2 separate regions of the Mus musculus genome follow, and region 1 is linked to region 2. The links are chromatin contacts, found by Hi-C or POLR2A ChIA-PET in ENCODE. All regions are on one chromosome and are shown on one strand. Each heading gives the region's core, a stretch centred on a gene start or an enhancer-like site at or near the end of the contact. The rest is flanking DNA. Distances are from core to core; before and after follow the strand shown.

The links. A loop is a pair of places that touch in the nucleus more often than their neighbours do. ChIA-PET counts read pairs that join two places held with the same protein, here RNA polymerase II (POLR2A).
Region 1: a map of gastrocnemius shows a loop between it and region 2 (4-fold over the local background). The contact joins the enhancer-like site here to the promoter of 2310043L19Rik in region 2. A Hi-C loop is called at or near these places in 5 of 37 maps with a recorded cell type or tissue (T-helper 17 cell, gastrocnemius and heart). POLR2A ChIA-PET finds 5 or more read pairs at or near these places in 2 of 5 experiments (Patski and embryonic stem cell).

The regions. Positions count from the first base shown.
Region 1 is chr1:177,681,408-177,686,276 of GRCm38, forward strand. No RefSeq gene overlaps it. Among named protein-coding and RNA genes, the nearest start is that of 2310043L19Rik, 41 kb to the left of the region's middle. Within about 2 kb of position 3,349, at least 2 of the 3 ENCODE cell types and tissues checked have a DNase peak (open chromatin) inside an H3K27ac peak, as active enhancers do; they include gastrocnemius, where a contact is called at or near this core.
Region 2 is chr1:177,639,887-177,644,612 of GRCm38, forward strand. 2310043L19Rik (RIKEN cDNA 2310043L19 gene) reads right to left here and starts at 3,057. Exons shown (of 3, transcript NR_037994.1): 1 at 2,821-3,057; 2 at 2,124-2,228; 3 at 1,656-2,011.

The DNA.
Region 1 (4,869 bases), core at 2,099-4,598, 42 kb after region 2:
ACAGTCCAATGCTTCCTCCCTCGAGAAAGTGGGACTTCTCCAAACCCGCAGTCACTCCACACCTCCCAGAGAGGGAACTCTTCAGGCTCCTCCCAAAGACGGGCCACGCCCACTTGCAGCAGACCACGCCCGCTATGGGGAGGCTCGAAGTCCCTTTGAGCTGGTGAAGATGCCCACACTGCCTCTGGGATTCCTGATGTCTGGAGGAATAGGGGGAGCCCTACACCTAATAATTCAATCTGGGCCACATGCTCACTTAAGACAGGGGTTGGAAGTTTCTCTTCTATTCTGTGTTGCTAGAGGAGCCCTCCACAACCAACCTAATTCCTAGCCCCTCTGGATAGTTAATTTTAAAGAGAGCATTAGATGAACGCACAAATTCTTATCCCTTCAAGTACTCATTCAACAACCTTTTAGTAGGCAGCGACTGAGGGAGTGGGATTCAGCATTCCACCCTATGCCCGCCTGCGTACAGATTCCTTAAAAGCCATTGCCAGGCTGGGGAAAGCACAGACAGTAGCGCTGGACTAGAGACAGCCCAGCTGCTAACAAGACCTGAGCATGTTTTTGACTGTAGTGCTCTATCTCCTAGATGCTGTGAGGATTTTAAAAAGATGCTGTGGTCCAAGGCCTTACACATTGGAGTTTGACATACCCTAGACAGTGGAGAAAGGTCTCAGGTTCTAATCTCCCCCCGACTCTTCCCATCGTTTGTTTGTTTGTTTGTTTGTTTGTTTGTTTGTTTGTTTCCATCTTCAAACTTTGCTACCTGTACCATCTGCTGTGAAGGGGACCTGGGCAACTCTCCTGCATCCCACGTTCACACTGAAGCCCTGGTCCTCCAAGTGAAAATATGTCACATGAGGAACTTTGGGGAGATTTTAAGGTTAGAGCAGGCCATGAAAGGGGGCACCCTCTCGAATGGAGTTAATATTCTTTTATAAGAAACACAAATGTTGAATCCATGGCAGCTCATGCCTGTGATTCTAGCAGGAATTTGAGAAGCCGAGGTGTAAGTATTGTGTGTTTCAAGTTAGACTGAGCTACACAGTAAGTTCCAAGGCAGTCTGAGCTATAAAGGGAGTTTAAGGCTAGCCTGAGCTACACAAGCAGATACTGTCTTCAAAAACAAATGAGGATGGGGAGAGGGAAGATTAAACACACACGCACGTGCACACACACACACACACATGCACACGCACACCATGTGGGTCCATAATTATTAACCAGCCACCTTTAAAAACCCAGGCAAGATCTTCACCAGGCACTGGATCGCCCAGTGCCTTGACCTTGGACTTCCCACCCTCTGGAACTGTGAAAAATGTCTGGTGTTTGAGGCACCCAGTCCTGCCTTACAGTAGCCCAAGCTGAGACACCATCTCATACACTCAGGTCAAACAAAACACAAAGACAGAGCTTAGACCATAATATGCTGAAGAATAGAAACTCAAAATTGGGTTTCGTTATTGTAAAAGTAGAAGATTTTGTCCCAGAGACTAAATTGATTCTCAAGAAGCCGTGCTCATTTACCTAGTATACTATATGGCTATTTTTTTTTTCGGTTATTTGTTGTTTTGTTGACTCCAGGTGTCATATAGTTCACACTGGTCTTGAACTCACTGTGTAGCCCTGGCTGATCTTGGAGTCACGGTCCTCCCAGACTTCACCCTTTCAAGTGCTGCGATCATAGACAGGAGCCTTGTGTATTTTGGCTGTTTTCATGCTGGGAACTCAAATCTGAGTAGTTATGACAAAGACATTTTCATCTCAAATTGTTATGTAAGGTATGGCTTTCAAAACCCCAAATATTGACTATCTGGCTCTTTCTAGAAAACATCCCCAGGCCATGCTGTGAAACCCATTCCATCCTAAAGGCCCGAATTGAGGTTAAATGCTGAAAATTATCCTTTCAGCTTGAGAGTCAGTAAGGTTTACAAGGCCTGGTAGTTGTGGTTGAGATGAGAAGGAACCTGGAGGTTAGAAGCAGAGACAGCTCTGGGTGGCGGCCTCTGGCCTGACTATAAAAACAAAACTGAAGGCTAACTTAAGGCATGTTTTTAAGTAAATAAGACCAACTAGGGATGCAGCTTCGTGGTAGAGCATCTGCCTACCTGAGTTCCAGTCCCAGCCAAGCAATAGTCCATTAACTAATTAAGTTAAAATAAAGTGAAAGGTATTTTCAAATTCAAGACAGCAGAAGTGGGATAGGAAGCAGAAGTAATGGGCTGTGCTCCGGTCCCTAATCTGCCACCAATTAGGTGTATAATTGGCGCAATCACTTCATTTCCTTGAGCTGTTACTTTATTTACAAAATAAGAGGCTCCTCCATTTATTGAAATTCACGGGCTCCTCCTGTGGGGAGCTTGCCACTTCAGACCGGGACATTTTGGGCTCTGGAGTAAGAGCCTATCTTATCTCAGGATCTCAAGGTGAAATAAAACATTCAGTGATGCCCTAGGTAGTCCAGCAGGGTTGTGAGGAAGAACTGAAAATTCAGAGTACTGTTGGCTCTACCGCGTCTTAGTGATATTCACCATGGTCGTAATTTATCACCATCTTGCCTTCCAAATAGATAGATTAGTGTAAGCCTGTCCACCCAGCGAGCTTCTCCCATCTGCAGAGGGAGGAGGCAGCGGGACAGCTGCGGATGGGACCGTCAGCTCAAATTATGTAACAGTAGCGGAGAAAGGCAGAGGCTTTCTCAATTTAGGCTTCTTGAGACTAGCGTTACCACGAGTTTCTCTACCCTAAACTCTCACCACACACAGCAAAGATGGCTTTGTCCCCAGGGCAGTTAATCCACGTAGCAAAGGGATCCCATAGGCATTGCCAGAGATCTTGGGGTAATTGAGACCCGACAGCAGATAAATCCTGCAGAATCAGGACCACTTTCTCTCTCCAAAGCCCTAAAGTGAGGAGCGGCTTTCCAAAAGCTCAAGCTTCTAAGCTTGTTTATCCCCGTTTGTGGCCGACGAGTCCTCCGTCCTGGACTACAGAGCCCTGCTCCCCCCTCCTCCCCTTAGTACTCATTCAGAGAAGTGACCCCAGTTGGCAGCCCAAGCTGCATAGACTGCAGTCAAATAACACCCAGATGAAACTGCAGCTGATGGCTGGCCTTTTCCATCAGTGGCTGCTGTGTGCAGCTCTCTCCTGGCCTCCTGAGGTTCAAATGCCCGCCTGATTTTGCCCTGGAAGCATCCCAGCCCAAACATGGAACAAAAGTTCCCTCTGACAAGCCTGTTTGGATTCCAAAGTATGTTTTTATGCTTGCTGGCAAATAGAACCATCACCAGCAACAATAACAACACTGTCTCCCCTCACTGAAGCGACTTCATTTCTTCACATTTGTTCCAGAGCTGGACAGATGAATAATGTTCGCTAAGGGGCTGGCCCAAGTCCTGACCTCCTGCCTCCAAGAGCAAACAGAAGTGACACACAGGCTTATCTGAACTTTCAGTTGCTTGATTCAAAACAGAAAGAGAGAAAAGTTGCTATTTAACCTATGTAGCCACCTAAGGGCTTTTGTTTTGTTTTTCCTTTATTCCTTAGTTGTTTATTATTATTATTATTATTATTATTATTATTATTATTATTATTATTGTTATTATTTATTCATAGCTTTCATTTGTCTTCTTCAGCAAAAGAGGACCTTACTACTGGTGCCCCAATGAAGCCAGTTTCTCAAAGACCGAGATTAACCTGACATCTTGTGGCCATACTGGGTATATACAAGTCTAGACAAACCAGCCCCTTATAAAATTAGGGAAGGGATACAGAAAATGTTTGAAAGGGTCTTCAAAAATATTTCCCGTGGTGTTTTATTTAAGACATCTCAGGAAGTCATGTAGTATGTCTTGGGAAAACCACACACAGGACGATATTTAAGTACCAAGTAACTACTTGTCTCTCTCTCTCTCTCTCTCTCTCTCTCTCGCTTGAACAGATCACTTCACTCTAATGATTGGCTTCTCATCTGTAAAATAGAGTTCATGATAAATATTATTATACTTTTCTGAGGCTTATATAAGATAAAGCAAATCAAATGACTGTTAACGATTGAGGGTAGCTTAGTGCTAGAGGCCAGGCTTGGCATGCAGGAGGTCTTGTGTTCAGTTTCAATACCAAAACCAAACCAAAATAATAACATTTAAACGTTACATACACTATGAGAACACTAAGGATTCCTAGAAGTAGAGTCTAAACTCATACTTGGTTAAATTTCTTCAAAAACCCAAAACCTGTTTTGATGCCTAACCCCAATATAGCATAAAGCCCTGGCCTCAGAATAGATAAAGAGAACAAATCCACACAGTCATATGCTTTCCTAAATATACCCACTGCCAAATTCTCTCTCGTGTTTTTTGTGATGTAAGTACAGCCATTTTCTTTGGTCTTTCCACTTAGGGCCATCAAGTGAACCGTGAGGAAGGGGTAGGAGTCTTGAGGAGTTAAATCATCACAGATCACGTGGTGCCTGACTGGCGGTGGGGCTTGAGAACCTGTGCCTTCTGTTTACAGTGCTGGGAGGAAGGTCTTGGTGTGATTGTGATGTTAGAGATCAAACCTTTGTCTTGATTTATTTTTAAAGATGTATCCATTTTTTTTTATTTATATGAGTACACAGTAGCTGTCTTCAGACACACCAAAAGAGTGCATCGGATCCCATTACAGATGGTTGTGAGCCACCATGTGGGTGCTGGGAATTGAACTCAGGAGCTCTGGAAGAGCAGTCAGTGTTCCTAACAGCTGAGCCATCTCTCCAGACCTAAACCTTTTGTTTTGTAAGTGTACCAAGTGCTAAACATGTTCTCTATCACTAGGTCACACCTCTGTTTGTACCTCATCTTCTGGAAAAAGCAGGAGTCCAAC
Region 2 (4,726 bases), core at 1,807-4,306:
TTCCCTAAACATTTTATATGCTGCCTCACAGAGTCCTTATAAGGAGGTGGAGGATCGGGTTATACACATCCAACATTCAGAAAACTGAGGCCTAGACCAAGTAAGAAACGTGGCAGCGAATCTCCAATTGTTCAAAAGGGGGAGATGAGACTTAAGAGCCCAGTAGCCTCATCTCCCCAGGCCCACTGCTTCCCTGCCAGGTCCTGGGGCCTCGGGCCTGCCTGCTACACTTGAAGATACCCCATCCTGTCCCATCCCCACCCCCTATCTGTAGCCTATCCTGAGTAAGTCTGTGGGCAGAGGCTCCAGAACCTTAGAGTCAGGTTCCAGACCCAGTTGGAGACCCACATACTAATTCAAACTCTGAGTACTTGGGGGAGCTGAACTTTCCAGCCACCCCGTTGTCCCTTTTTCCAGCAACAAGTGTGGGGCTTCCCCCAGTACCCCCCCCACACACACACACAAGGCGAGAAGCAGGCTGCTGCAGAGCAGCTGGCAAACAGTCGAACACCTGTGTGCCAGATATTACAGCTGCGTGTAGGAAACGTGATCCATCTGTAGCTCCTGTCACATGCGGGGTCCAGTTGCCGTACTCAGGCAGGTTGGAAGAGGATCCATTGAAGAGAAAGAATTTCAAAGCCCAGGCACCCATCCCTCCCTTTCTCTCCCCACCCTTTCCTCCCACCCCCAGCATTTTCTTCTCTTCTTCTCTGGCACTCAGTATTTCCGGCTGAGCTTGCTTCTCACTAATTCCCAAGCAGTAACACACCGCACCACGTTGTTGCTGGTGCCGCTCCTAGCAACACACGCTGTAAGGAAACAATAAAGCTACTTAGCATGCGCGGCGTGCTTCTAGTCTCCAGAGCAGTTGTTTAACTCCTTGCTCCAAGAATGGCACATCTGGCTGAAATGTTTGTGGGTTATCCTAAAAGCCGGGGTGTCTGGGGGACACCTTGGGGGTGTCCAGTAGTTAGTTGGCTCAGTGTCTCCTCGCTGTCCTCATTCAGAGTTGCAGGATCTTTATCCGCTTTGCGGAAGCATATCTATTTTTTTTTTGCCAGAATAATTTTGTGGGCTTTGGTTGATGTTCGTGATCAGCCTGCGTGTGGAAAAGGGGAAAGATGGGACATTGTACAGGTGTTTTAAAAGGGTAGGCAGAAAAAGATGTAGCAAGCAGAGAGCCAATTACTTCTGCGTGTGAACTCCCAACATGTCTTTCCCAGAAAGCAACTTTGCAGGGAATGGTAATTTTTCTCTCACAACCAACCAGGAGGTACTGAGCCTGATGAGCAGCCTGAGCACACCTTAGACAAGTTCACCCCAGTGTCACAACCCCTGTGACACTTCACACTGCCTCAAGATTTGCTTCAGTCTTGGGGCTAGCAAGGATTAGCAAGGAAAGGCACTTGCCACCTGACAATCTGAGTTTGATCCCAGGACCCATGTAGTGGAAGGAGAGATCTGGCTCCTACCTGTTGTCTCCTCATCTCTACACACATACTAGTGTGTGTGTGTGTGTGTGTGTGTGTGTGTGTGTGTGTGTGTGTATTACATTATATTTAACATAAGTTAAAATTTAAAAAAAATGTTATTTCTACCTCATCAAGAGACTGTCATTGCACACAACAGACACTTAATTAACAATTCAAATGATGTATAGCAGCCGTCTTATTTATTCATTAGGTTAGCCAATATTTATTTCTTAATCCAATCGCCCAAGTCTTACTACCTTATTCAATATCCTCAATTTACAGATGAAAAATTGAGGTTCAGAGAATTATATAATTTGTCAGAGTACAGTAGCAGCAGGATCTGAACCCAGAACACAGAGGTGGGCCTCAACGTGAATACTTTAGTTGGAATTCCAGTGGGTTCTCCACATTGTCCCAAAGCAACCAGCTTGGCCAGAGCAGAGGTGTGTGTGTGTGGACTTGATACCTGACCACAACATGCTACGAGGTGAAACTTGAATTTTCTGTTCCCTGAAGCTCCCACTTTTCTTTCCTGTTCACTGAAAACAAAATGAAATTAACATCATAATGCAAGAAATCGAGTCACATGGGTGTGGATCAATCTTCATTCCTGCCTTTGTCACATCAAAAAATTACAGAGGCTATACCCACCAGCGCCATTGTTCTCCTGGTCTCACGTCATCTCCAACGTCAGCCCTGTCACCACTCAAGGTGCCACTTCCTTAGTCCTATACAAAATGCAATTTTCACTTGCTCCTGGAAAATCAATATGGAAAGGCTCTAATTCTCCAGATTTCGATTTTTCAATAAAAATGTGAAAATGAAACTCCACAGGACTGCAGCCAAAATGGTGCCCCTGAGCCACTGTCACTCTGGAGGGAAACTCAGCAAGGGTTTTAGAGGAGAAGACCAACTTCCCCATGGCTCCTTCCATGACTCACTGGATAAGAAAGGAAGAAAGCACGGACAGGACTCATCTGTGCTAGTTTTAGACGGGTCCCTTCAAAGAAAGACTTCTTGACTCGGAATGGTACTGTGTTTGCAATCCCAGCATTTGGGAGGCTGAGGCAGGAGAATTGCTGGGAGTGAAGGCAAGCTTGGGAGCCTGGGTTACAAGTGTGAGGTTCTGTCTCAAAAAGAAAAAGGAGAGGAGGAGAGAAGGGACTGGGAAGGAGGGAGAAAGGAGGGATAAAGGAGGGGGAGAGGGGAGGGGAAGGGAGGGGAGGAAAGGGGGGAAGGGAGGGGAAGAAAGGGGAGGGGAAGGGAGGGGAGGAAAGGAGAGGAAAGGGGAGGGAAGGGGAGGAAAGGAGAGGGGAGGAGGGGAGAGCATTGGAACCTTCTGACTCACCAACTCTGCTTTCCACTTAGAAGCTCTGGGTTTGATTTCCTCACCCAGGAACAAGAGCGGGAGGAGGACAGGAGTTGGTCAGGTGAGTTCTGGGAGTGGATAGAAGTCCTCAAAGGAAGCATCCCTGGAGAGGCTCCTTAAGGTGCCTGGCTCACTGCAGGCACTCCCTAGGGTGAGCTTCCTGCATGCCTGCTTCTGCCTCTGTCCCTATCCCTCAGGCTGAACAGCTGCTGTGCCCTTTTGGAACATAGCGTTGTCAGTGGAGGGCCACTGTGAACTCTTCAGTTACTACCCAGGACCTCCTAATCCAACCAGCAGAGTGTCACACTTATGGAAATGTCACCAACAGTCCCCAGGCTCTGCCACAAGAGACCCTTCAGAACAAAGCTCCCAGGATTCCACATCACTTCTCTCCACTGCTGTGTTGACACTGAACTCAGTGGGAAGAGGAGAAGCCTCTACTGAGACCTTGCCCTGTATGTAACACGAGCTCGTGAATGTCTGTGGACGGTTCTGCCTGAGCCAAGGGCAGCAGGCAGCACCAGCCTCAGAAGGGTGAGTCTCAGCCGGTTCACTGCCACGTGATCCTGGGTGGGTCACGTAGCTTCTGGGTACTTCACTGTTCTCAGCTGTTAAACAGGTTAATAATAGAGAGGCACACTTTGACCCAGCAGCATGGCCTGGCAAAGGGAAGCCGATTCAGTGATGGGACAAATGGACAGGGAACTGAGGACTTTGAGGGAACAGAACAAGAAATCCGCGGAGCAGTGAACTTTTCTGTCAAGCCTCTGAGAGGCCTAAAACCAAAGGAGATGTTTAAGACCGCAGCACCAGCTTTAGGCTCTGTCTTGTCTCTGCCCAACACCCTCCATTTTGGCTCTCTTTCTTCCCTCAGCTCTTCCCTTCCTCTCCTTCCTGCGCGCCTTTCTCCGGTGCTGTATGGAACTCAGCCTCACTCAAGCTAACCAAGGGCCCACCACTGAGCTAGCCTCAGCCCATAGGACTAGTTTTCCTATCACTTCCCAATAACTTTTAAACCAGAACCCAGAGCTTTGATGGCAGGCAGGCTGAGGAGAGGGAGGGCATGCAAGCACAGGTTGGCTGTCTACGGATCCACACATAGTATGAATCGGTGCCAGGAGAACACATGGGGAGCCACCAGCTGTTGGGCTCTCTTGGTCCATGTCTGCTCCAGCAGGCTCATGACACTTCCAGGAAGTCAGGCTGACTGGAACAGAACCACCAGAAGGAATAGAAGACCTAGAGGCTAGCTTAGAGTCCCGGGAGTCAGGGCTGTGGTGCAATTCACAGGGTTGAGTACTTGTCTAACATGCACAAGGCTGCAGGTTTCAAACTGAGAAAGGAATGGGAACTACCTCAGGGCTGCATCCTAAGAGGATTTTACAAGGAGTTACAAGATCTAACAACAGGCTGTGTGTATGGGGTGAAAGGATACAGACACAGAAGAAAAGTTACCAAGTGAGGTTTTGGGGTTTTTTTTTTTAATAGCACATAATTTAAAAGAGAACAAAAAAAAATCAATGTTATCTGAAAGACGGTAAAACTGCTCAGGGTTTCCTCCTTTGCGTAACAGTGATTCTATTTCTAAACCCTGTGTAAATCTAATATCCTCCCTAAACAGTATCCAGCCAATGGCCTTGGAAAGCAGAACTTGCCCTCAGCAACAATGGGAGCTTTGAGCGTCAATGGTAAGTCCCCATGAGTCATAGGGGCTTGTCCCCCTGTATAGCCAGAGTTAAGTGCCTTTCCTCCCTCTCTCTCCCCACCTTAATGATAAAGAATGAACTTGAGATGTGGCCTGGCTTGTACTCAGGGTAACAGGAAGCTCTCATTATTGAAGACCTAAAACTCTGCACTGGCTGTGTCTTATTTTTATTGCAGCATC